Regions from separate parts of the Mus musculus genome. Here regions 1 and 3 are each linked to region 2. The links are chromatin loops, found by intact Hi-C in ENCODE. Cell type or tissue: left cerebral cortex. All regions are shown on one strand.

Region 1 (8,000 bases), 210 kb after region 2:
CGGCCAGGGCGACTGAAGAGGAGCCTCTAGCAGCGGGCGGTCGAGCTAGGCCTCAGCGGCGCCCGGAGCTGCTCGCGCCGGCCTCGGCGGGAGATCTCCATAGAGACGGTGACAAACACAGACGCGGGGGTCCGCACGCGGCCGGCGCTCCTCAGCCACCTCGGGGCCCTCAGCCGCCGCCACCGCCTTCCTCGCCGCCGCGCGCACTCTCAGTTCCCGCTCGCTCCCTCGCGGTTCTCGCTGTGTCTGTGTGTCGCCTAGGGCCGGGCGGGGGAGGCCCTCAGGCCGCCGCCTCTGCCTCTCCCGCCCGGGAGCGGTAGTGGGAGGCCGCCCAGGCTCCGCCATGGCCTCGGAAGCCGGAGGCATAGGAGGGGGCGGCGGCGGCGGCAAGATCCGGACTCGTCGTTGCCACCAGGGGCCGGTGAAGCCTTACCAACAGGGGCGACCCCAACACCAGGTACGGGACCGGTACGCCGTGGCGACTGGGCGGCTCCGGGCGGTCTCTTTGGGGGGCGGTGCGAGGACCCGGCGGCCCCACGTGGAGGGGACCAGAGGGCCTGAGGCTGGACCCGGGTGGCGACGGGAAGTGGGTAGAGCCTGGCCGGGCCTGGCGGCAGACACGTGGGATGCGAGCGGCCTCTCCCAGCCCTCCCGCCCAAGGGCTTTCCCTGGCGGGCACAGGGCGGGAAAAGAAATCTCAGGCTTCGGATATTCGGGCTGCTGCTGCTGCTGCTGCTTCTTCTTTTTTTTTTTTTTTTTTGGCGGGTTTTTGGGGGTTAAATGGTATTCCTCACGACCTCACGAAGGGAACAAGGGAAAGATGTGGCAACAGGCCCATCCGCTGGCAGGCTTTTTCTTTCTTGTGTTCCCGGGTTCAGGGTGCGCGGGGAGATTAATCTGCCACCGCGGCCCGGAGAGACTTGGGGAGGGGGCGCTGTTACCCATATCGTGGAATAATTTCGGTTTTAGACGCGTTAAATCATTAATGGTAGTCCGGTCCCCTCGTCTGTCTGCTTGGCCTTTCCAGATCGGAACACACTGGTTTAGCTTCTCATCCTTTCCTCTCTTAACTGAGTTATAGTTATGTGGCACTGAGGCGTTTTGAAAGTCCCTCGCCGCTCTTACGTCTGGTCTCTGATGCGTGGTTCTTCCCTCTCTTCTCTCCACCCCGCTCTATATACTGAAGACCAGAATCATCCACTCTCTACAGTTGACCAGTTCTTCAGCTCTGATCTCATACACCAAATATTTTTAATACTGGGCGTTTTCTAGAAGTTTAAGGTATTTCGGGCTCACCAGGGGTGTTACTTAAGCCACCGTATGCCTTCTTTGGGTGTTTATAAAAATGTCGATTCTTGTTGTAAACGAGATAGTTGGTTCAGAGAACACTTTCAGTTATTAAAAATTGTGAGAATTAAAACGTTAAAAACTCACTTTAACGAAGCCACTTTTTAAAAGTAGGAAGTGTATATTTTAAGCTTACTGAAGAAGGGCTAATATATAACTTGTTGCATACTCTTAAATGTAGACTTTTTGTTTATTCTGGCTAGTGCTAAAATTGAATACTTGTTGGTAATGTTAAATTATATCACTTTTGAGATTTTTAAAATAAAGATAGGGAAAGTTTTGAATAGAAACAGCTGTGTTTTATGTACTAAGAAGTTATTTGTCATTGCTTGGAAGCCTTGCAATATTACCATTTTCCCTGAATGCTGAGGAGCCCGGGGTCTTCAGAAGCAGACTTTAAGATTAAAATCAGGTCACAAGCCTGGCCGTTTTACTTTGCCTAATACTGTACAATGGACATTAAGGCAAACATACTCTTATACTAAGAGTAATGAACCACCTCTGATTGCTTGAAAACAGTTTGAGCAAAGAAATGGATGGCTTGGATAGAGTTTAAAAAGAAGCCAATATTATGTATGATATTATGATAGAATTTAGAAAGAAGCCAAAGTTATGATCACAGCTTATTTTAAAATGTATTTAGGTTAAAAAAAAAAACCAAACTAATTTGAGAGAGAAGTGCATTCAACTAAAACCAAACATGTTTTAGAGCTGGTACAGATTTCAAGCTGTATGGTTTTAGAGCTCAGTAGTTCTAAGACATGTTAGCTTCTTGCCTCAGTCATTTAATTTAAAATGTAAGTACATCTTAATTTGAACTGGAATTAAAGATAACTCTTTTTTGGTTAGCAGATTTAATTTTGGCAGAATTGACCAAAGAAAAAAGTGTTTAGGCTTATATAAAAGTATGCAGCTCAGCTTTTGTTTCTGTCTTAAAGTAAGTAACTAGTCTTACCTCGGACTTAGTGGATGTCATTGTCCTCTACTAGCCGAGCTTGTCAACTGGTTGTTTTGCAGCAACTGCTGAGTCATCATCTTGGATATATCAAGGAGTTTCATGACATGGCATGTTTCATACTAATGCTTGATAAGTGTCCATGGCCTCTTGGCAGACTGAAGAGTTGTGTTAGACTCAGAGTAAGCAGGCTGGTGCTTATTGGTGAATGCAGGACAGCAAATGTCAGGCCAAGGAGCTAGCTACTGCAGTCACCCAGTACCTGTGACTCCTGTATCATGTTCAGTTGATTTCTGATTTCCTGTTTTGACTTCTGGTTTAGGTCTTCTGGGAAATGTTTAAACTTTAGCATTTTTCTACTTTTAACTTTCTTCCTTTTTCTTTTTCTTTTTTTTTTTAAAGCCACCTTGCTTGAAGTTGTGGAGCTAGAAAGATATTGTCTTGATCAACCAGATAAAGGTCAAACAGTTACAAGTAGACATAGTTGGGCAAAGAGGTACATACCTGAAATCACAGCTGCTAAGGGGCTGAGAGGCCAGGGGACTCGGAATTTGAGGCCAGTCTGGGCTTCATAGTGACACTAGGCTAGTCTGAACTGTAGAGTGTCTCAAGAAGTGTAGAAGCAAATGAACAATGCAGGATGGTTATTTTCACCATTAACCAACTACTCAACTACTTTGTACTTTTTTTGGAGGGTGGGGACAGCGTCCTGGGTAGCTCAGGCTGGCCTTAAACCAGAGACCATCCTGCTTAAATCTATTGATAACTAACCCAGATACTTTTAAAATTGATTATTTTTCTAGTTGGGAGTTCTTTTCTCCTGTTGAGTCTCCTTTCCCATTTTCATTGTGTGTAGCAAGGCCTGGAGGATAAGCTGGTTGCATTTCCTAATACACTTGATCTCATGAGCAGAACTTCTGGAAGAATCTGTTGCCACCTCCTGGTGAGACAGAACCATTTGCTTTTTTCCCTCCCCTCTTTTGGTGCTAAAAGACTTTCTGGCTTGGAGCTAAGGGAATCTACCTTTCATCCTTACAGAAACAGGCTGGCTGATAGATAGCCTGAACATCCTGGGTTACTCACAACATTCAATTGCTTAAAAAGCTGAGGTAGAGGAGGGATTCTCCTTTCATCAATATTTTAGATGTTGATGAATCCTTTTTATAAAGAAACAAAGCTGTTTTGAGGCTCTGTGGCTGTAGTTTTTTTTTGTTGTTGTTTTTTGTTTTTTTTTGTTTTTTTTTAAGAATCTTTGGCAAATGTTAAAACCATTTTTCCCTTTAAGATCGGGTCAAAGGCCCACAGTCAACTGAGTTTGTAGAACTGGGTTTATGTGATAGGATACTTTTTTTATTTTGGTACTTTGTGATTTTTTTTTTTTTTTTGACACCAATAAGTGTGTCCTTCGTAACATTTGTCTAAAGAGTATTCTCAGCTTTGAAAAGAGTAATATTTCTCAATATTTTATTCATTCCAGATACTCAAGTTTTATTCTTTCTATCTCAGATGATTATAGAAATAATTGCTTTAAAAATATTCTGATGAAATTAGAATAAGTTTGAATCCTTGTTCTGCCTGAAGAGTTGAATGATGAAAAATTCTGCTTAATTTTGTCATCTATAAATGGAAGATTACCAAGAGTTAAATGACATAAAAATGCCTCAGATGGTATAGAACTCACATGAAGTTATGATTAAATAGAGCCTTGACTTTAACATTTTTAAAGTGGTCTATGCATTTTGCTGTCTTTTAGAATTAGCGGTATTTTTTCTTCCTCTGGTTACTTTTCCAAAATTCAAAATTTCAAAATTCTTTTCCAAAATCATACTAAACTTAAGGTCTTTTTGGTTTTTTGAGACAGGATTTCTCTGTGTAGCCCTGGCTGTCTTGGAACTCACTATGTAGACCAGGCTGGCCTTGAACTTAGAAATTCACCTGCCTCTGCCTCCCAAGTGCTGGGTTTAAAGATGTGTGCCTGCCTGTCTTTGTTTATTTACCAAGTGAAAGTTAAACTAAAGTGATCTAAACTATTGATTGATGGATAGGGATTCCTCCCTTTCCCTACCTTGTTAAACAGTTGAATGTGGTCACTGACTTAAGTGAGGAAGGATAGACTATGAGTCATCCTGTTTTCTAAGAAGATAGATTACCTTAGTCCCAAACTAGAAAACCTAGCACCAAAACTTTATCACAAAATTTGATAAAAGTCTAGCTTTATCACAACTTTTTAAAGGACTTTGTCTTTTTCTTGAGAAGTACCAGTCACTTAAGTATGTAGGTAGAAAGTTCCGGCTTGACTGATAAATAGAAAGTGGATTCTTTTTGTCTGTCTGTCTGTCCATCCATCCATCCATCCATCCATCCATCTATTTATCTATTTATCTATTTATCGATGAGCGATATCAGCTTATCTTAACCACTTAGCACTTTTCCTTACCAGTTTTTTTTTAAAGATTTATTTATTATTATATCTTTAAGTTTGCTGTAGCTATCTTCAGATGCACTAGAAGAGGGCTTCAGATCCCATTACAGATGGTTGTGAGCCACCATGTGGTTGCTGGGATTTGAACTTAGGACCTTTGGAAGAGCAGTCAGTGCTCTTAACCGCTGAGCCATCTCTCCAGCCCCCTTACCATGTTTTTAATATGACACCAAAAAAGCTCCATTTATGTCTCCATTTCTTGGAAAGTCCTAATGATACAAGTGTCTAGCTTGAAGAAAAATGAAGTGTTGGGTCAGATGCCACTAAAGATAGCCATCTTATTATGTGCAGGATATTGAGAACATTGTAATAATTCTGTATTTTCAACTTTATATTTCTGATATAGAGCTTCCTTTAATATGTCTGGCCTTGGTCTGGTTCTGTCTGTGGTCAAAAAGCAAGAAAGTATATTTGCGGTCTTGATGTCAGACACAATTTATTGTTAGAAAAAGGGTAATAAAACACCTTTCTCAACTATAAATCTATTTATTTGATTGTGCTTTATCTTTTTCATAGTGTGGCTTGAGAAATTCTTAGTCTCAGTATTAAAATGTGAGATATGAGATAGCTCTTATGGGAGTTTAACTGCTATGGACTTAATGGGTTGTGCTTCTTGTTACATTTTAAGTTTTTTTCTTATTATTTTCAAGAGGCTTGCTTTTACTATCTTCTTACATATGAGTCTATATATGTGTGCGCGCATTTGTGTGCTGGTGCCTGTGAAGGCCCAAAGAGGGTATCAGCCTCTGGAGCTAGAGTTATGGGCAGTTGTGAGCACCCTGACAGACTGCTGGAAACTGAACTTGAGACTTCTGAAAAACAGCAAGTACTCTTAAACACTGAGCCATTTCTCCAGGCCCTTATTTTTACTTTTGAGGCAGGGTCTTCCTATAGTCTAGTCTGGCTTGAACTCACTATATAGCCCAAGCTGGTCTTGATCTTTAGATCTTTCTACCTCAGCCTCTTGAGTGCTAGGAGTGCTAGATTTAACAAGCATATGAATGTTACTGCCCAGCCAGTGTTGTAAGTTTTGAAGGGGGTGAAAATAGGCTACTTGGGAATATTTAATTCTTTAGCCAGAAGAATATTTTTAAGTGACTGGAGAACTTGGACTGGGCAGATCGGGTAAGTTTAACAGTTTATAAAATATGGCAGTGCCTGAGATTTGTAGTTTAATTTGGATGAAGGGGCCTTGAAGAAGACTCAGGTCAGAATGAGGTATTAATGTAATATAGGGGTCTGAAAGGACTAGTGGAAATCGAAATGGAGTAATTTGGAAGAGTAAGGCTTGGTAAACTGGTGCTGGACTTAGTTTGTTGTCATGGTCACGGAGCCAGTGAAGTTATGAAAGATTGTAGTATTGAATGCTATTTTATAAGGATAATGTGAATGGAGTTGAGTGAACTTAAGTAGAATGGAGTAGAGAAACAAGATACTGACCTGGAGAAGAGACTTGTGTGTGAAGAATCAGACTGAGGAGTTGGTCAAATTGAGAAGTTGCCTTCTGGTGAAAAGAAAGTGACTCTAGGCTAAATCGTTCTCTCCCTCCACCCCCAGAGTCTCTTGTGAACTAAGGTTAAATAGAATATGAAGTACTGTGTTCAAAACTGCTGTGACTTGTATATGGGATTGGGCACTGAATTACTTTTACTATCTTTTGCCAAATGAAGAAACTAATCCTTAAGGCAAGAACACCAGTGGATTTATAGTTTAAATCTGAGGATTTTCTCCTTTCAGTTTCAATTTAACTTCATTATTTTTAACTACTTAGTGTAGCCCTTGCTTATAGTGCCACAGGTAAAATCAGCTCTATTTTTAATGCACTATGAATTTTGCATAGGGGACTTTTGCTTTTTATGTAGTTGGCTTTGTCATCACTGTAGAGGGTGTTTCTGTTTACTCTGCTGTAAGATGGTTTTTCACCTCTTTGAGGGGAAGAAATATACAGAACAGTAGAAGTTGTTAAAATGGATAAAACTGGAAGTCTTAAATACAGTACTTATGTGTTTTTATTGGATTTTATTTGGATGGTGGTTCTTTGCAATTTTAGAGTTTTTTTTTTTTAATTAAATTTTAAAACATTGTCAGATTGTATCCTCTTCCTAGGGAAACTCTTCAGTGAAAACCTGGAGAACTTTCCTCTTTTCCTAGCTCTCTTCTTGAGGGTCTTCTGTAGCTAAGGCTGGCCTCTTAATTCTCGCCTTCATTCTCCATGTATTCATTATGTACCATGTGTGTAGAGTGCCCTTGGAGGCCACTCATGGAAGCAAGAGCACCACTCTCCATACATAGAAGGGAGTGATTGCCCTAGGCTGGAAGTTTCAGAGATGTTCTGATGGAAAACTTTCATTCTTATTTAGTGTAGAAGTTGATTTGGTTAAGTAGGAGTTGTATGAAGTCTTTGTTCTGTGTTTTCTCTCTCTCTTTCTTTCTCTCTTTCTTTCTCTCTTTCTTCCTCTCTTTCTTTCTTCCTTCCTTTCTTTCTTCCTTCCTTCCTTTCTTTCTTTCTTTCTTTCTTTCTTTCTTTCTTTCTTTCTTTCTGTAATTTAATTTAACTTTTCTTTTTTTCCTTAAAATTCTAAAGTGTCTTTACTCTGTAGCCTTTCCTGTTCAACTGTGGCCCTTTTCCATCCTTATGCTAGGACTACTGGTGTGCACCACTGTGTCCACCTTGTAAAGCCTTTTTTTTTGTTTTTTGTTTTTTGTTTTTTGTTTTTTGTTTTTCAAGACAGGCTTTCTCTGTATAGCCCTGGCTGTCCTGGAACTCACTTTGTAGTCCAGGCTGGCCTAGAACTCAGAAATCCACCTGCTTCTGCCTCCCGAGTGCTGGGATTAAAGGCATGCGCCACCATGCCCTATGTGAAGCATTCTTCCATCAAGATTGATCCATTTCTATGAAGACCTGAAAAACTCTTTTTGGCACGGAGCCTTCTTCCTGCACAAGGATATTTTTTTTCTCTTTTCTCGTTCCTTTCATCCCTCTCCTACTTCTCTCAGGTCTCGGAGCCCAGGCTGGAGTCTAGCTCTTTAACTCAGCCCAGGCTGGAGTCTAGATCTTTAACTCAGCTTTTCATTAGGAGCTGTCAGTTGATGTGTAAGTTTTTGAAATATGTATGATTTTATTCATATACTATAGGAGGGGCTTTTCCTGAAATGTACCTTGGTTCGTGTACCATTTTTTGTTGTTCTTTGTTTTTTCAAGACAGGGTTTCTCTT
Region 2 (8,000 bases):
GGGTAAAAAGTAGATGAGGCTCTTCAGGTCCCAGAAGGCTGGCGGAGTAGGAAGGGCCATTTACAGTGGAACTGTTTAACCAGCCACACTTAAACCACACCCCTCCCACCTTAAGACCTCTCCTTATCCACTTAGGGTCTTTCCTAATTGTGCATTCCTCTGCTTGCTTCACGCCTCACATCCTGTGGCTTGCTAAATCACTCCACTCTCATCTCCACAGTAAGCACCCTGCCTCCAATTTGTTTCTTCTGCTCCATTTGCAATACTGTTGACTTTCTTCAGGCCATCGTGGCCTCTCATCTGGAAGCCTACAACGGTCCTCTCAATGGAGAGAAGACTGCAAATGAATTAAAGAGACGCTTCCCCGTCATATTAGTTTGAAACTCCAAATAGTCACTGACTTCATTTAGAACAGATAGACAAGTTCTCAAGAACTAGAGGCATCGATGATGGGGCTAGGCTTAAAGTCCTGGGTTCAATTCCCAGCGTCGCTAAAAACTTCCATGATCTAGTACAGAATGAGAAAGAACATAGACATGGGTAAGGAGGAGTCTCTCTCTCTTCTTTTTTTGAGATCGGGGTTCTCCTTCTGCAGCTTAGGTTGCCTTAGAACTCTCGGTGATCCTCCCGCCTTAGTGTCTGGAGTTCTGGGATTATAAGTGTGTTCTACCATGTCTGGCTTCTTACCCTTGTTTCTTAAAATTGTCACTGTATAATACTATAAACACGGTGATATAAAACAATCAGAAATATATTTGTTCCCCAGACCTCCTAGGGGCCAGACTTCCAAACTCAAGGTGCTAGCAAAACCACATTTCTCCTGGAGACTCCAGGGAAGAATTCCTTCTTGCCTCTTCTAGCTTCTGGTAGCTCCTAGCAGTCCCCTGCTTCTGGCTGCATCTGTCTAGTCTTATCTTCTCTCTCCCTGGCTTCCTTCCTGCATATGTGTGTGTCTGGACACCACCCCCCCTTTCACAATAGCACTAGTCATTGAATTAAGAATGAATTCTAACCCAGTATGACTGCATCTTATTTCTGCAAAGACATTATTTTAAATGAAGTCGTACCCACAGGCTCTGGGGGAATAGAGCTTCAATGTATATTTTAAGGATTTATTTTCACTTTAGGCATATGGATGTTTGTGTGAATGTATGTATGTCTGTGAGCCTGAGGAGGCCAGAAGAGGGTATAGGATCCCCTAGAACTGGAGTTACAGATGGTTGAGAGCAGCTGGGTGCTGGTGTTCCTGAAAGAGCAGCAAATATCCTTAACCCCTGAACTGACTACTGACTCTCAGCCTCTTGGATCTCTTGGATACACACACACACACACACACACACACACACACACACAATTTTATTTTTATGTGTAAGGGTATTTTTGCCTGTACATATGTCTGAGCATCATGTGTGTGTACAGTGCCTTCGGAGGCCAGTAGAGGATATAGAATCTTTAGGACCAGGAGTTACAGACGATTATGAACTGGTTCCGTGAGATGCCTGGCATGTAGGTGCTGGAAATTGAACCCAGGTCCTCTGTAAGAGCGGCGTCCATTGCTCTTAACTGCTGAGCCATCTCTCCAGCCCTGGATGTATCTTTTTAAAATACCCAACATTCTAAAATTGCAACTGTTGGAAAGTGCCAGAACAACAATTTAGCATAGGGAAGACACCTTGCTTATTAAAGAGCTCTGGAAGAAGCAGACAAATTTTGAGAATAAGAGGTAATATTCAATAGAGCCAGCCAGAGGGATTTAAAAAAAATACAAGAACATACATAATCAAAGAATAGAATTTTAATTTCCTGGCTGTTGGATACAGGAAAGAGTATATATAGGAAGTAAAGCTAGGGAATTTAGTAAGAGGATGTCTCAGTAATCCAAAGGTGAGAATCGAGCCTCAGGGGCCTGTGAATCCTGTGGAAGAAATAGCTCGGGGCCTCTAGCCAAGAGCCTACAAAACTGTCTGTCGTGTCGTGTGTGTGTGTGTGTGTGTGTGTGTGTGTGTGTGTGTGTGTGTGTGAGAGAGAGAGAGAGAGAGAGAGAGAGAGAGAAATATTTGAAGAGCGGAATGAATGGAGGGACAGAGAAGGCGGGTAGCACTAGGAACCCAGGAGGCAGACTGCTGTATGACCCTCCGAGGTGACCTGAGTTCGTTGGTCGCCAGAATCAAGGTGAGAGAGACTAAGGAACAGCAGCGGAAGCACTGCTTCAAGTCAGGCTTCCTGGGAGCCGGAGGTGTGACTCAGTGGTACAGCGGTAGACCGCATGTGCAAGTCAGTCGCATCACGGGGCACCAGTTGGTGACAGACGGAATCCCTCCTATTTAGACCACCTGCTACACGTGGTTTACCATAATAAGTATCTCTCCTCCCTCAGTGTGGCTTCTGGAGACCAGAGCCAGCGAAGTTGTTCCTGCTTGTGTGTGGTCTCTACAGTACGGCACGCAGTAAGCACCCCATAAAACTCCCCATAAAGCAGTTCGTGAATGAGTGAATTTGGACCTTCATGCCATAGTGAGATTCCCCACCGGATCCAAACTGTTAAGACTTGGAGCACTTTTCAAAAACGCCTTGGCACCACGGAAGCGCCGCCCTCAAGCACTTGTTGAACCAAACAGAGCAAATCCGCTTCCTTCGGTTCCGCCCAGGCTGGGAGGTCTGGCTTTGGCAAAAGCGCGGATCGCGCTGCTGTGCCTTTCTTACGTAAGAGTTAATGAACCCTCCCGGCCATCTAGATCCCTCCCATTACAAGGGCGCAAGGGAAAGAAAATGAGCGCCGTATTTACAAACACACGGTTTTGGTGGTCCATTGCAAATTCATGTCTAGCCTTGGCTCCCCACAAAGAGCTTCCAACACCGCGGCAAAGCTCGGTGTGGGGCGCCGAGGGGCGGTGCGCTGTGGATGTCAGTGGAGGCGGAAGGATAGCGTGGATTAGGCCTGCGCACCCGGCACCCTCTCCAATGCCCCCCAGACCGCCCCAGGGCCCCGGCTGTGAGGGTGACAGCGGCCCCTGAAGGTGACTCGAGCTCCAGGAGGTGTCTGTGACGTCCCCCGCAGGCTCAGGAACAGGGGAAGCCAGGGGCTCCTTCTCCAGGCCCAGCAGCCCGGAGCCCGAACGCCTTTGCAGAGCGTCCCTTCCCGTGTCCCGGCTGCCCTGAGGCCGGAGACGCTCGCCTTTGTAAAGCGCCCCTTCCCGGTCTGCAGCGGCCTTACAGCCCGGGCGCGGCCCCCGGAGCGGAAGATGGCGACGCTGCCCGGCTCCCGGCGGCCGCGAGGGGCCGCGGTGCTGCGCGCTCGGCCCGGCCCGAGCGGCTAGAGCGGCGCTTGGGCCCGCGGCCTCCTCCCGCTGCCGCGCCCCGCCCCGCGCCCGCCCCTCCCCGGGCCCGGCCGTGCCCCGCGTCGCGCTCCCCCGGGATGGCCCGCGCGCCTCGGCGCTGCGTCTCGGAGCTCTCGGCGGAGCGGCGGCGGCCGCGCTCGGGGGGCGCGCGGCTGCTGCTGCGGCGGCGGCGGCGGCGCGGCGCTTGAAGGGGCCGCGTCGGGCGGAGCAGCGCGCCGCCAACATGTCGGATACGAAGGTAAAAGTTGCCGTCCGGGTCCGGCCCATGAACCGAAGAGGTGAGCCGCTCTCCCCAGCTCCTTTTGCATTTCTGCTCCGGCCGAGGGCGGGGGGCAACTTTGCAAACTGCAGGGCGGCCGGGGATCGGGGACACCGGTGTGGCCCGGCGTGGCCCCGGGTGGAGGCGGCGCCCAGGCTCTGGCCGCGGCCACTATGTGCCCGGGGCGCCGTCTCCCTGCCTGCCCGGACTGAGCCACGCGCGCCGGCTGCGGCCGCGGATGCTCCACTTTGCAACATCACCCTGCCCCTGTGCTTTCAGAGCTGGAACTGAACACCAAGTGCGTGGTGGAGATGGAAGGGAACCAGACGGTCCTGCACCCTCCTCCTTCCAACACTAAGCAGGGAGAAAGGTAAATCCCATCCCGGCGGCTCCTGCCAAGTTTGAGCCCGGAAAAACCGAGTGCGCTCTCCCATTGTTAGCAAGGGTGGCTTCAAGTTTGTCCCACGCTCATGCGGAAAGCGGTTGCAAGTGCAGGGTCCCCTCCCCTCCTTGTGCCCATCACTTCTTGTCCCCTCTCATCCAGAGCGATGTCTCCCAGGCAGGGAACCCTGGCCAGAGTCAGCACTCTGGCTTCCAGGCTCCTAGAACGTGAAGGGACCGGATGGAGATGTGTAGCCCAGGCCACATCTTAACACCTAGGAAAGACGTTATCTGAAGCGTGCAAATGACCAATCCAAGGCCTTATTGATGGAGTTCAGCTCCAGCGATTCTTACGTTGTTTGCCCCTTTTCGCAGAACTGCTTAGGATGTTGTATATGAAATGGGGGCTGGGAGCCTAAGAAATCAAACACCCAAGTACAAGGCTAGGGTCATTTAAAATCTGTATGTAGGTTGTTGGAGGTGGTGAGTTGAGATGGTGTCTGAAAGTAATTCGGGAATTTTGATTTTCGAGGAAACAGACAGAGTGCTGATACGGAGCTGTTTAGACACTGGGATGGGGGAATGTTAAAAGGGGCTGCATTTTCTAGATGGCAAGGCATTTGCATTTGAAAAGTCCTGACTGTGGGATCCTTATTAATTCTACTGTGTTCCATGCAATGGTATGGGAAAACGCCCTAAAATAGTGTGAATATTTGGCATTTTTATGGTAAGCCCCTGAGAAGAAATTGGTTGGGATTCATTCGTTATGGCATTGTAGGACCTTATAAAAATAGAAAAGAAAACCGGGATTCCGATTCGGCTTGGAAATGAGTACGAGTTTGACCCTGAAAGTCACCTGTTGGTTGATGAGCTCCATAATGAGTGGATTTTTGCTCTTTAAAGTTTCCCTGAAACCCAATTGTGAGTAGGGTTTGTTACTTTATTGCTAAGCGAGGCAGCTGCTTCCTTCTATAATCATACCCCACTGCAGCCCAGCCTTGCTAATTTTGGGGGTCAGATTGTTATGAGGGATAAGAATGGGGAATTCTTTCCTTTTTGTATTGAGCCCAGAGTGCTCCATTGACTTCGCAAACATTCTGCATTTCCTAGCAGATAGTCACTATAGCAGATTCTTATACTAACTTAATGGCTAAGTTATCTTAAAGATGTGTATAGATCTTTACATACAGTAATGGATGTATCCTTGGACAGTATTTTTGGACATGTTAAAATATTTTACAGTATATGTAGGCATATGGATAATAGTATAAAAGGTATATTTTATGGTGGGCATTAGTAAATTTGTTGAATAAACTAATTAAATAAGTGCCTATGCCATATCACTATTTTATTTGTCTTTCAAAGCTGGATCTTGTCATATTATTTCAGAAGACTATCTCTTTGGCTCTGGTTCGCCAAGGCAGCCTGGGGGGAACAGGTAGACTATTTTAGCTTCTCCTAGGAAGCCAAGGCTTCAGTTTCCCCGGCTTGGTGTTGCTTTTCAACCCCCCCCCCCCGCCCCGTTCTTTTAATACTTTTAACCATATATGTGTTTGTTGTACATGAGTGGGTGTGTCCATTCATTCATCCATTCATCCACTCATTCATTCATTCTGAGCTCCAGGGTATGGAGCCCAGACCGGTAGGCAGGGTAGGCATGTGCTCCCAACCAATGGCATCTGCTCTCCTTGTCACTCTTAAACCCTAGGGAATGCCACTGTTGCCTGCTGTTGAGTGAGGTAAAACCTTGCCATTTGTCTATAGGAAAAGCTTTAGTTTGGTGGGATTTGAAGAGAATTGATAACTCTGGCTAGTCGGTGGTAAACACTAAAATATCACATGGTCGTTCCTTGGGCCGCTGTGTTAGATCCTTTTAAGTGAGGACCCGTGGAATGTGACCTGGACATTTATCCGTTGGCGTGCTGACTCGGGTAGACCCCTATCCGGAGCTGGAAGAATAGGACTGAACTGTGGGGTGCTCTCTGGTTGTGGGCTGACAGATGGAACTCTTCTTCGTGTGATTGACCGGCCCTCTCTGGGTCTGGCCGTGTATTCACTGGCCGTTCGGTTTCCAGACCAGAGAGGAATCAACACAAGGGTGCTCCGTTCAGGTTAGGACGACCGTCTTTGCCAGAAACGAAGACACCAAGTACATTTTGATGTCCACTCTGTAGCTTGGTTTCGTATTTCTTCATGGAACTTCCCCTTAAAGCAACAGTGCATTTAAAAATAGAAACAATTCCTCCCTTGGGCTGTGGCTTGGTAGTCACAACTGTGCTTTATGGTATATTTGCAATTCATGTGTGCCGTCCGTGTTTTTTTGGATAGAGCTTGGAGCAGGGCAAGGGTGAGTGTGTAGAATATCGAGACCGTAGTGAAATCTTCTGGGAATTCTTAGGTCTGAAAAGTGAGAGGTCCTTAAATAAATGCTGGCAACTTGTCAGATTGAGAAGTAGTGTTTTTCTGAGGTTGCAAAAGATTGCCCACGCATTCAGAGATGCTCAGAGTTACTGGGTCAAAGTCTTCAGTGTTACCAGTAAGAACAAGGTGGAGTAAATCCATCGACTTCTAGGAAAAGAAACAGGCTTTGCATTCATACCTTCTTTTACGGGACAGCGTTAGTGAAGACTGAAAGATCAGACGACTTCTCAGACTAAAGATGTTTGTCTTGATGCTGAAATCCCAGCATTAGAACGCTGCATAGGTCCAGGTTCATAGCCGATCCACGTTTGGTCTGTCAATCTACAATGCTAAGACCCACATGATTTGTTCCTTGTAAAACACGTAGCATTGTTCTTGGGCGCACACAGAATTCCTGTCGGTCCCAGGCTTGACCAAGGGAACCGAAGACAACTGCAAATCGGCAGTTATGCCAGAGGCCCTCGCCTTGGAGAGCTGTGGGAAGGAAGAGGAAAAATATTTTCAACGCTCTGTGGTAATCGCAGAGGTGTGTGCTTGGCCTTTGTGTACACTGTATCATTTGTAAATCTCCCACTTCTGTCTTGCTGGAGACTGTGTACTCCCTGAATGAAGCCAGGTACCTTGTGTTGATTCCCCTTGTGCCCGAGGCCCCATACAGCGCCTGGCGCATAACAGCTGCCATATGACGAGAACACAAGGAGCTATAGCTGCCACCCACGGTGCAGGTGCGGAGGCAGCTGGCTGGCATCGGGCTGCTCGTATATAGGCTCACTTTGCAAGGGTGAGGTCAAAGTCCTTTATTAAGGGAGGTGGAAACATTGCTGCCACAGATCACTTCCGGGCAGTTCTCTGTGGCGGAATGTGCGGTGAGGAGTGGGACATGCTGACGCAGCAGTTTACCTTGGGCGCAGATTGAATGAGAATCCCGTCTGCCATATGTGTGGGGTGTGTCGTGCTGTATGCCATGCAGAGTCGTCTTCTCAACCCTGCTGGCAGCATCCCTCCCCTCCCTGTTCTCTTTCCTTCCTGATTTTGTTTCACTTATTTGCATTTTATGAGACAAGGTCTCACGCAGCTCACACTAGCCTTGAACATGCTAAGTAGTAGCAGCTGTCCATGAACCCTCGACCCTCTTGCCTTTGTCTTCCAAGTGCTGGATTACAGGCCTGTCTCTCTCTCTTTACCCATTTATTTATGACTCCTTTTTCTGAAAGTATATGAACATAACTGTACATACACAGAGAAGCTTATATCTTGCTTTGATATCTTTTAATATCAATATAGGAAGACACATTTGTTTCTTTACATTTACCCTGGATGATAAGAGCAGTCTTTAAAGATACAGGTCCTGCCGGGCAGTGGTGGCGCACGCCTTTAATCCCAGCACTCTGGAGGCAGAGGCAGGTGGATTTCTGGGTTCGAGGCCAGCCTGGTCTACAGAGTGAGTTCCAGGACAGCCAGGGCTGCACAGAGAAACCCTGTCTCGAACCCCCCCCCCCTCCCCCCGCAAAAAAAAAAAAAAAAAAAAAAAAACCAAACTTACGTTCCTTAGGAGATATTGTTATAATTTTGTCAGTAAATTGGAAATTAAGCATCATAGT
Region 3 (8,000 bases), 70 kb after region 2:
CCAAGAAAGTGGTAAGACAGAGTAAAATATATTAAAGACACAGAAGTAGGCTTTTAGGGACTGTATGTATTGAAGATAAGTGGGGAAAAACAAAGGTACTGTTAAGCTTTGTAAGATGATGAGATTTGGGCATCAGTGATGATCAAAGGCCTCAGGGCAGATGGTGATTCACCTTAACAAATTACTAAGCAGGAACAACTTTATATGAGGCAGCCTTCATCTCTGTGTTCTGATAGTGGTAAGCTGGGTGTGTGTGATATGAAATCAGTTATGCTGGGACCATTGGAACAAAATATGTGACATTCATAGGATGGGAAGATCCTGTTCTGACCTTGCAGTCAGAAATGACATACTAGGGGACCAGGGTCACCTCCTCTGTCAAGTTCAACTGAAAAACTTAAAGTCTGTGCTTGGGATATAGATCTGAGTTCAAGCCCCAGCATCTACTCATGTGGTGAAAAGAGAAACTGGACTGGAGTCCCAAACTCTGACTTCCACAGGCACACCCTGTGGTTCATGTCCCCATCCAGATAGATGGATGGATGGATAGATGGATGGATGGATGGATGGATGGATGGATGGATGGATGATAGATATATAGGTAGATAGATAGATACATATATACATACATATATGCATGCATGCATACATACATACATGCATACATGTGGTTACAGGTTTTTAAGCCTGTGCTGGAAGGAGCTGGGGATACATCAGGGTTAGTAAGGGATAGATTACTAGACCAAGGCCCAAAGGACCCCAGAAATGTGGAGAGACAAATCTACTGTTCTGTGTGTAACACTCAGGTACAAACAGCTTCGAGGCAGAACAAGGTTATAGGCAGCTTAGTGGGGCAGGCCAAGGTATGGGGCTCATTCACGTCCTGCGAGAGCTGAAGTCCCTGCTAAACTCCCGGTACTGGAGTCAGGACAGTGGGTTGAGACCAGGCCTTGGGTGGCATGTAAAGGTAAAACAGGAGAGTCCGCTGTCAGGTGGATCCTGTCAGGTCTAGAGTCACAGTGTCACAGTATGGTGGCACTTTCCTGAAATACCAACTCTCGGGGGCTGGAGCAGGCCAACCTGGGCTACATAGTGAGAAAACATAGCCTATACTGCCAGCACTCAGGAGGCAGGAGCAGGAGAATCGCCATAAATTCAGAGTTACCCAGGTCTGCATAGCCAGTCCAGACCAGCTGGAGCTACTTGGTGAGACCCTGACCCTGTCTTAGAAACAAAGGAATTAACAAAAACCAGTAACTAAAAGAAATACACACACTTCCCAATCCAGGAAGTTTCAAGGACTGAAGTCATAATAGAGCAATTCCAGGTTTCAGGTGCCTGAAATGCTACAGGAAGACACAGATGTAATTCCATGTCTTTAAGGATTCCACAGGCATCTTTAAAAGCATCATCTTAACTCTGAGGGTGTGTCTCAGTGGCACTAATCTAGTGTGCACAAGTACCCAGGTTCAATCCCTAGCAGTACAAAACAGCAAAAAATAAAAAAAAACACCAAGTGAAACACATATTCAGAGATAAATTCTTACTTATACAAGTAAGAATAGAGACCCACAAAGGCTTCTGATACCAAAGTGTTAGGTCCAGACTTTACACGCACTTGTTATGTGTAAGGAGATTGAAAAAAAAAAAAAAAAAAAAGAAAGTCAGATTACACAATGGTAGCAAGAAATGGATATTGCATAATTCAAGAAACCAATAACCCATTACAAATTCTCAGTCTGAAAAGTCCAAAGCCTAGATTGTAAGGTTAGTGTTAAAATTCTGTAGCAGATGAGATCAGGCTGTGAACACCAGATGGTAGATGATATTAAAGGGTTAGAGACAACTGAAGACCCACCTTTTTTAAAGTAAACTCAGACCTTCCATTCTTCAGAAAAATTAATATAAACTGCAACTCTGGGACACTGTCAGAAGGTAACGGAGTGAGGTGGCCATGGCTCTCTGACAACCTTTCACAGGTGACACTGAAAGCAAGACTTAAGAGAAAACAACACAGTGCCCTTGTAGGATGTGCTCCTCTGCCAGGGATTTTACACTTAACTCCTCTGCGTTAAGTGTAAAGACAAGCGGTGTGCTGGGACAAACATCTAGAAAATATCCAATAAAGGATTTGTATCCAAATTATACCAAAATCCCTCAAATCCAGAGAAAGAAAGAAAGAAAGAAAGAAAGAAAGAAAGAAAGAAAGAAAGAAAGAAAGAAAGAAAGCCCAATCTCAACTTAAAACTGAACAAAAATATCTGAATAGACATTTCTCCAAATTTCAGCACAGGTGTCTGATAAGCAAATAAATAAGCTAATAAAGGCAACATCATATCATTAGAAAATCCACATTAGGGTCTGGAGAGATGGCTCAGCAGTTAAGAGCTCCAGCTGTTCTTCCAGAGGACCTGAGTTCAATTCCCAGCAACTACATGGTGGCTCACAGCCATCTGTAATGGAATCTGATGCCCTCTTCTGGTGTGTCTGAAGACAGCTACAATGTATTCATATGAAGTAAATAAATAAATAAATAAATAAATAAATAAATAAGCCTCAATATCAGCATCTTTAAAAAAAACTTAGAGAGAGAGAGAGAGAGAGAGAGAGAACTCACATTAAAGCAATGAGATATCACCACACAATATAGGATGCCTAAAGTCTCCAAATCTCACAAAATTGAACCGAAGGCTGGGCAGCAACAGGAACTCTGCCGTCCTCACTGGCCAAATGAAGCAGATGGTGCAGGCTTTCTGGAAGACAGCCCTCAGCCTCTGAAGAACCTAATTATCTTTTTACCATGTGACCCCAGGGATGGAGCCTCTAGGTATTTCCCCAAGCCAACTGAAAGTTTGTATCTACTGTGCACAAATGTCTGTGACAATATGAAAGCCATGATGACTCCCAGCAGGAGACTGGATAAGGAATCCTGGTCTACTCTCTTGATACAGTATCATTCAAGGACAGAGGAGAAATGAGCTACCCACCCCCACAGATGGCACAGGGGAACCTTCCCTGCATGTTAATAAGTAGAAAAAGCCAACCTGAGAAGGTTAGACGCTGTGCTCTGAGATCCCATTATTAATCCATGGTATTCTGGAGTAGGCGAAAGTACATGCCAGTAAAAAATAGTGTCTACAGCTCTACAACCTCTACAAGCAAGGAAAGACAGACAGGTCAGCTGGAGCAGGGCGTGCCTCCTTTTTGATGGACAGAGCCACAGACAGAGAATGAGCCCCCAAACATAAGTTAGTATGTAGCTTATCTTTTGGATTTGTCTGTCTGGTGAGTTCTGAATGGAGAAGTGTTTATCTCAGATACTGCCCACCTGCCTGCCTTTTAATAACCTGCCGAACACTCTGTGGTGTTTGTGGGAGCAAGGTCTGTTTCACTCAAGAACGATAGCACTTTAGACAAACATGGAGAGACACTGGTTTATATACACCTGTAGGTTAAGAAGAAAGTCTTTGTTTTACAATCATCAGGGTATGAGAGGTGTGTCTGTCTGTCAGAGTGCAAAGGTAGTATTGTGATTGCTTCTTGGTTGAGCCATCTTTTGATAAGCTGGATTTGGGTGGGTACTGGTATACAAGGAAAAGAAAGGTTCTTCTATCCACTCTGCTTTACTGGATAAGATAAGAAGGAGGCATTTGGGAAGAAATAAAAATATCTGCTAATCATTTTGTTTAGGTCATATTTGTTTTTAGTCAGTTTGTTCATTGTAAATTTATGAGCAAACAATACCTTATAACAGTATGTATAATTCATTTTAATATTTCAGTCTTGTGAATTAAATTCATTTTCAGTTCTTTCAAAACATTGTGAAGAGGCTCCAACGCAGGGCTTCACACATGCCAGGCACGTGCTTTAGCAGTGAGCTGGGCCCCTGCCCAAATAGTTCTCTCTCAAAGCCGACGTTGTTTAAAGGCGCTCGCTGATGACCCAGCTTCAGTGGTATGTGTATGTAATACCAGTGCTTGGGAGTTCACGGCAGGAGATCAAGAGTTTGAAGCTAGCCTGGGCTACGTAGTAAGACCCTGTCTCTGAAAACAAAACCACCAAAAGCTGGTTTTATAAACATCTCTCAGGAAGGAAGGAAGGAACCTGCACAGCGCTGCCATCTGAGACTTGGGTTGGTTCCGCTATCTGGTCTTTGGTTCTGTGATGGCCTCCTGCTGCTTCTTCTGTCCTGCTGAGAATAAAGTACTGGGCCAGGCTTTTGAGCATGCACTCTGTGGCCCCCAGGGCTTGAGCTGTGTAGTAAGTATAAAACACACAGTTGATTTCTAAGATTTCATACAAGGGTGAGCGGAAACAATGTAGCACAAATAGTTTGTGCTATACTAAAAGAAAAAAATGTATATACTGGGTTAACTAAAATACTTTACTGAAGCAAATTTGTCTTTCTTTGGCTTATGAATATGTCATGAAAGCATTAAATTACATACGAGGATCCCATCGCTGCGCTGATGAAATAACATTGCTTTGGCATTACATCTCAGCCACAAGCACCTGCTCTTAGCTTTGGCTGCTCTCCTTTCTTCCTTGTGTCTGGGGCTTGGGCTTCTGCTGTCATGTCTCAATGGCAGCCTACCCTTCCCCATTTACCTCTGTTCTCCTGGCATGGTCAGAGTCTCAGTCTCTGGTCCGGGGAACTCAGTGTGGCGTGGATGACCAGACCTGCAGGATGTTTTAAGTGACAATGGGCTATCCTGCATTCTGTCTGCCTCCACTTCAGTCTTCCTGACCTCACAGAAAGCAAAGCTCAGGGCTGAACAAGGACCCTCTGGATGGCATGCGTGCACGTGTAAAGTCTCCAGAGACAGAACATTGGGGTAGGAATCGTGATGTATATAGGGGCAAAAGTAAGGAAGCAATTGGTGTGTTAGGAAGTAGTGAGGGCTGAGAGGGTGGCTCAGTGGGAGCCCCTGTCTGGTGTGCATGAGTCCCCAGGTTCCATCCCCAGTGCTGGGGGTGGAGGGTGGGGTGAAACGAAATGCTGAGTGTTAAAAACCAAGAGAAATGGTAGCTTATAGAGAACCTACAGTCAGATCTCAGTCTGGTAGGTCAGAAAGATTATTAGTGATTTTCATGTATTCGGGTCATATAAGCTGTAGTGCACATTGACCTGGCTGCAGATGCAAGCTACATCAGTGAATGGAGAACATAGGACAGGCAGTAGGGCTGGCCTGTTGCTCTGGAGCTGCCTTGTGCTGGCCTGCTCCATTAGGTGCTCAGTGCCTAGAGACAACAACAGTACATTCCTCTAAAGTTAGTGTCAGTCCAGGTCGTCTGTGGCTTTAGTGTGGGCTCCAGTCTGAAGGATCTGCTGCCATCTGGGACTTGCTAGTGCAGTGGCTCACAATCCCACTGCTCTCAGAACCTGGCTGCAGTCACACTGTGCTCGGTTAATGCACGAAGGCAAAGCGAAAACCCGTGATGTGGCCAACCCGCTGTCACTAGGATGAGAAATTACATCTCCTTCTGCAGGTCCAACAGGTCACAAGGCCATAATGGGAACACGTAACCCTCTCAAAGAGGGCAGGGAGTCGTTTGGAACAGCAACACAATTCTGTCACACTCTGTCATTCTAACACATTTTTAAATTTTTATTTATTTATTTAATGTATATGAGTACACTGTTGCTGTCTTCAGACACACCAGAAGAGGGCATCAGATCTCCATTACAGATGGTTGTGAGCACCATGTGGTTGCTGAGAATTGAACTCAGGACCTCTGAAAGAGCAGTCAGTGCTCTTAACTGCGGAGCCATCTCTCCAGCCCCTCTAACGCACTTTAAAAAATTTCCAGAAGACTTTCAGAAACACAACACTGTGTATTTTTGTCTTGACTTTCCTTCCTTCCTTCCTTCCTTCCTTCCTTCCTTCCTTCCTTCCTCCCTTCCGCCCTTCCGCCCTTCCGCCCTTCCTCCCTTCCTCCCTTCCTCCCTTCCTCCCTTCCTCCCTTCCTCCCTTCCTCCCTCCCTCTCCCTCTCCCTCTCCCTCTCTCTCTCCTTCTTTCTTTCTTTAAAGATTTATTTATTTATTTTATGTATGTGAGTACATTGTATCTGTACAGATGGTTGTGAGCCTTCATGTGGTTGTTGGGAATTGAATTTTTAGGACCTCTGCTTGCTCCGGTCAACTTCACTCACTCAGTCCCTGACTGCTCCAGCCCAAAGATTTATTTATTATTGTACATAAGTACACTGTAGCTGACTTCAGACACACCAGAAAGTGCATCAGATCTCATTACAGATGGTTGTGAGCCACCATGTGATTGCTGGGATTTGAACTCAGGACCTTCGGAAGAGCAGTCAGTGAGTGCTCTTACCAGCCAGCCCCCTGACTTTTCTTTAGACTGTTCACCTCTCACCCGCTTTGCGCCTGGCTGCATTCAGAGTCAGTTATTCTCACTGTGTTCTGTGCCCAAGGATGTTCAGAGATGCAGATGGTGAGATACCGGGTTGCACACTTCTCAGCCCCCAAAGAGAAAACCATTGCCTCCCCTGACTCTCAGCATGGTCCTGCTTGCTATCCAGAACAGTAAGAGCTCTCTGGACCAGGGGAAGCAACTGGAGTCCTGCCTCAGGCATCCCCAGCAGAGTGATAGATGGATCCTTCCACCCTGTCCTGTGTCTGCAGCCACTGGGCTGCCTTGGGTCCTAAGTGTCTGAGACCTGGTTCCTTGGAAGCCAGCTAGCTTCCTCTTCCCTCTGGTAGTACACACTGGGCTTTCTCCTACAGGGTGTGGGAAGCACAGAAGGTGAGCTCTCTGGAACCAGGTATAAATACCTCCTGCGGTGATTGGTGTCAGGGTGAGTTTTAGTCTTCCTTGTGTGATTGGCAGAGGCAGCCATTTGTCAAGTTGGCGGACAGGCTGCAAACTGCGAGCTCAGAGGCGCTCACAGCTTCCACCAGTGTTTCTGAGAGGAACAGCCCGTGTTTAGAAATACCCATGTTGCCTTTCTGAACGCACTGTGGGAGAAGTTGAATCTTTAATTCTTAATTCATGAGAGAACCAATATAGACTATCTTTAGACAGGACGTGGTACCTCTACCCAACCCTCAGCATCTGGTGAAGCAGATGCTGGGAGAGACTGATAAAGATGCAAACACGAACTGAACAGAGCATTCGAAAGAGTCAGGATGGAGCTCCTGCTTCACTGAGTATGCACCACTGGTTTACACGGACCCAGTGTCAAGTGGAAGCCCTGTATTACTGTTAATGTCGTAGCATGGGGTTCCTATTAAAAAGGAAGGTGTCAAATTTCCTTTTTAATTGATGACAATATGTCTGAGTTCCTGAGAGAGACACCCTTCCCTCTTCCCTCTTAGAATGCTGAGTCCCCATCTAAGGTACTTGCCAGAAGTGTAGTTCCCTCCTGTGGAAGACCTGATGGGGTCTCTGAGCTTGGGGCAATGGTTTATTTCTTGTGGGTGTGTGTGCTGCAGATGCTGTTAGCTGCTGTGAATCTTCAGCCAGGCAGGGTTGACTGTGAAGCCCAAGACATCATGTGGTGTGTAGTTACAAGTGTGTGTGAAAGAAATGATTAATTACACTGTGAAAAGACAGCGTTGACTTGACAGACTTTTAAACAGGAAGAGAGGTCTGTCAGCGGAGCTGACTAGTAAGGCTGGTTGGTGGCTCTGGTGTTCCTCTCCCTGACCTGTGGCAGCTGTGGTCAGGCACAGGATGAAGTTTGTGTTGGTCCAATGAATTCTACAAACAGCAGCAGTGAGGACAGACCTGGACTCAAACAGGGTCCTGTGCAGTTGCAGTCTGGGATTTAAGTGGGGTTTAACTTAAAATAATGAATAATAATAATTAATAATACAACTAACATATATTGTTACATATCATGATGGGTAACTTTTATAATAATTCTGATGGTAGGAGAGAGGAAAGTGAGAAAAGTATTGAAAATGCCCACATGGAATGGAATATAGAACGTTCGGTGTCTTTTGGTGTGACAGTTTTTATAACACCACGTTGTGAAA

Evidence for each region. Peaks named below come from ENCODE experiments on the same cell type or tissue, not always from the same donor. Only the 100,000 strongest peaks of a DNase experiment are listed, where the experiment ranks them.
Region 1: it touches region 2 in a loop (2.6-fold over the local background); 2 of 42 quality-filtered maps call a loop at or near these places.
Region 3: it touches region 2 in a loop (2.3-fold over the local background); 8 of 42 quality-filtered maps call a loop at or near these places.

The regions. Positions count from the first base shown.
Region 1 is chr13:46,719,817-46,727,816 of GRCm38, reverse strand. It overlaps Nup153 (nucleoporin 153), which reads left to right. Exons shown (of 22, transcript NM_175749.2): 1 at 1-457. The coding sequence starts at 344. Gm46412 (a long non-coding RNA gene) reads right to left here and starts at 3,132. Exons shown (of 2, transcript XR_001780928.2): 1 at 2,303-3,132. In left cerebral cortex, CTCF peaks have their summits at 930 and 3,235 (motif pointing left); DNase peaks (open chromatin) are centred at 509, 1,022, 2,419 and 3,230; H3K4me3 peaks cover 1,764 bases; H3K27ac peaks cover 667 bases.
Region 2 is chr13:46,925,183-46,933,182 of GRCm38, reverse strand. Kif13a (kinesin family member 13A) reads left to right here and starts at 3,465. Exons shown (of 38, transcript NM_010617.2): 1 at 3,465-3,616; 2 at 3,877-3,967. The coding sequence starts at 3,562. In left cerebral cortex, CTCF peaks have their summits at 3,197 and 4,007; DNase peaks (open chromatin) are centred at 1,956, 2,297, 2,660 and 3,867; H3K4me3 peaks cover 2,681 bases; H3K27ac peaks cover 1,856 bases.
Region 3 is chr13:46,854,862-46,862,861 of GRCm38, reverse strand. All of the region lies in intron 3 of Kif13a (kinesin family member 13A), which reads left to right. Among named protein-coding and RNA genes, the nearest start is that of Gm22960, 44 kb to the left of the region's middle. In left cerebral cortex, no CTCF peak of the experiment used is centred here; a DNase peak (open chromatin) is centred at 3,924.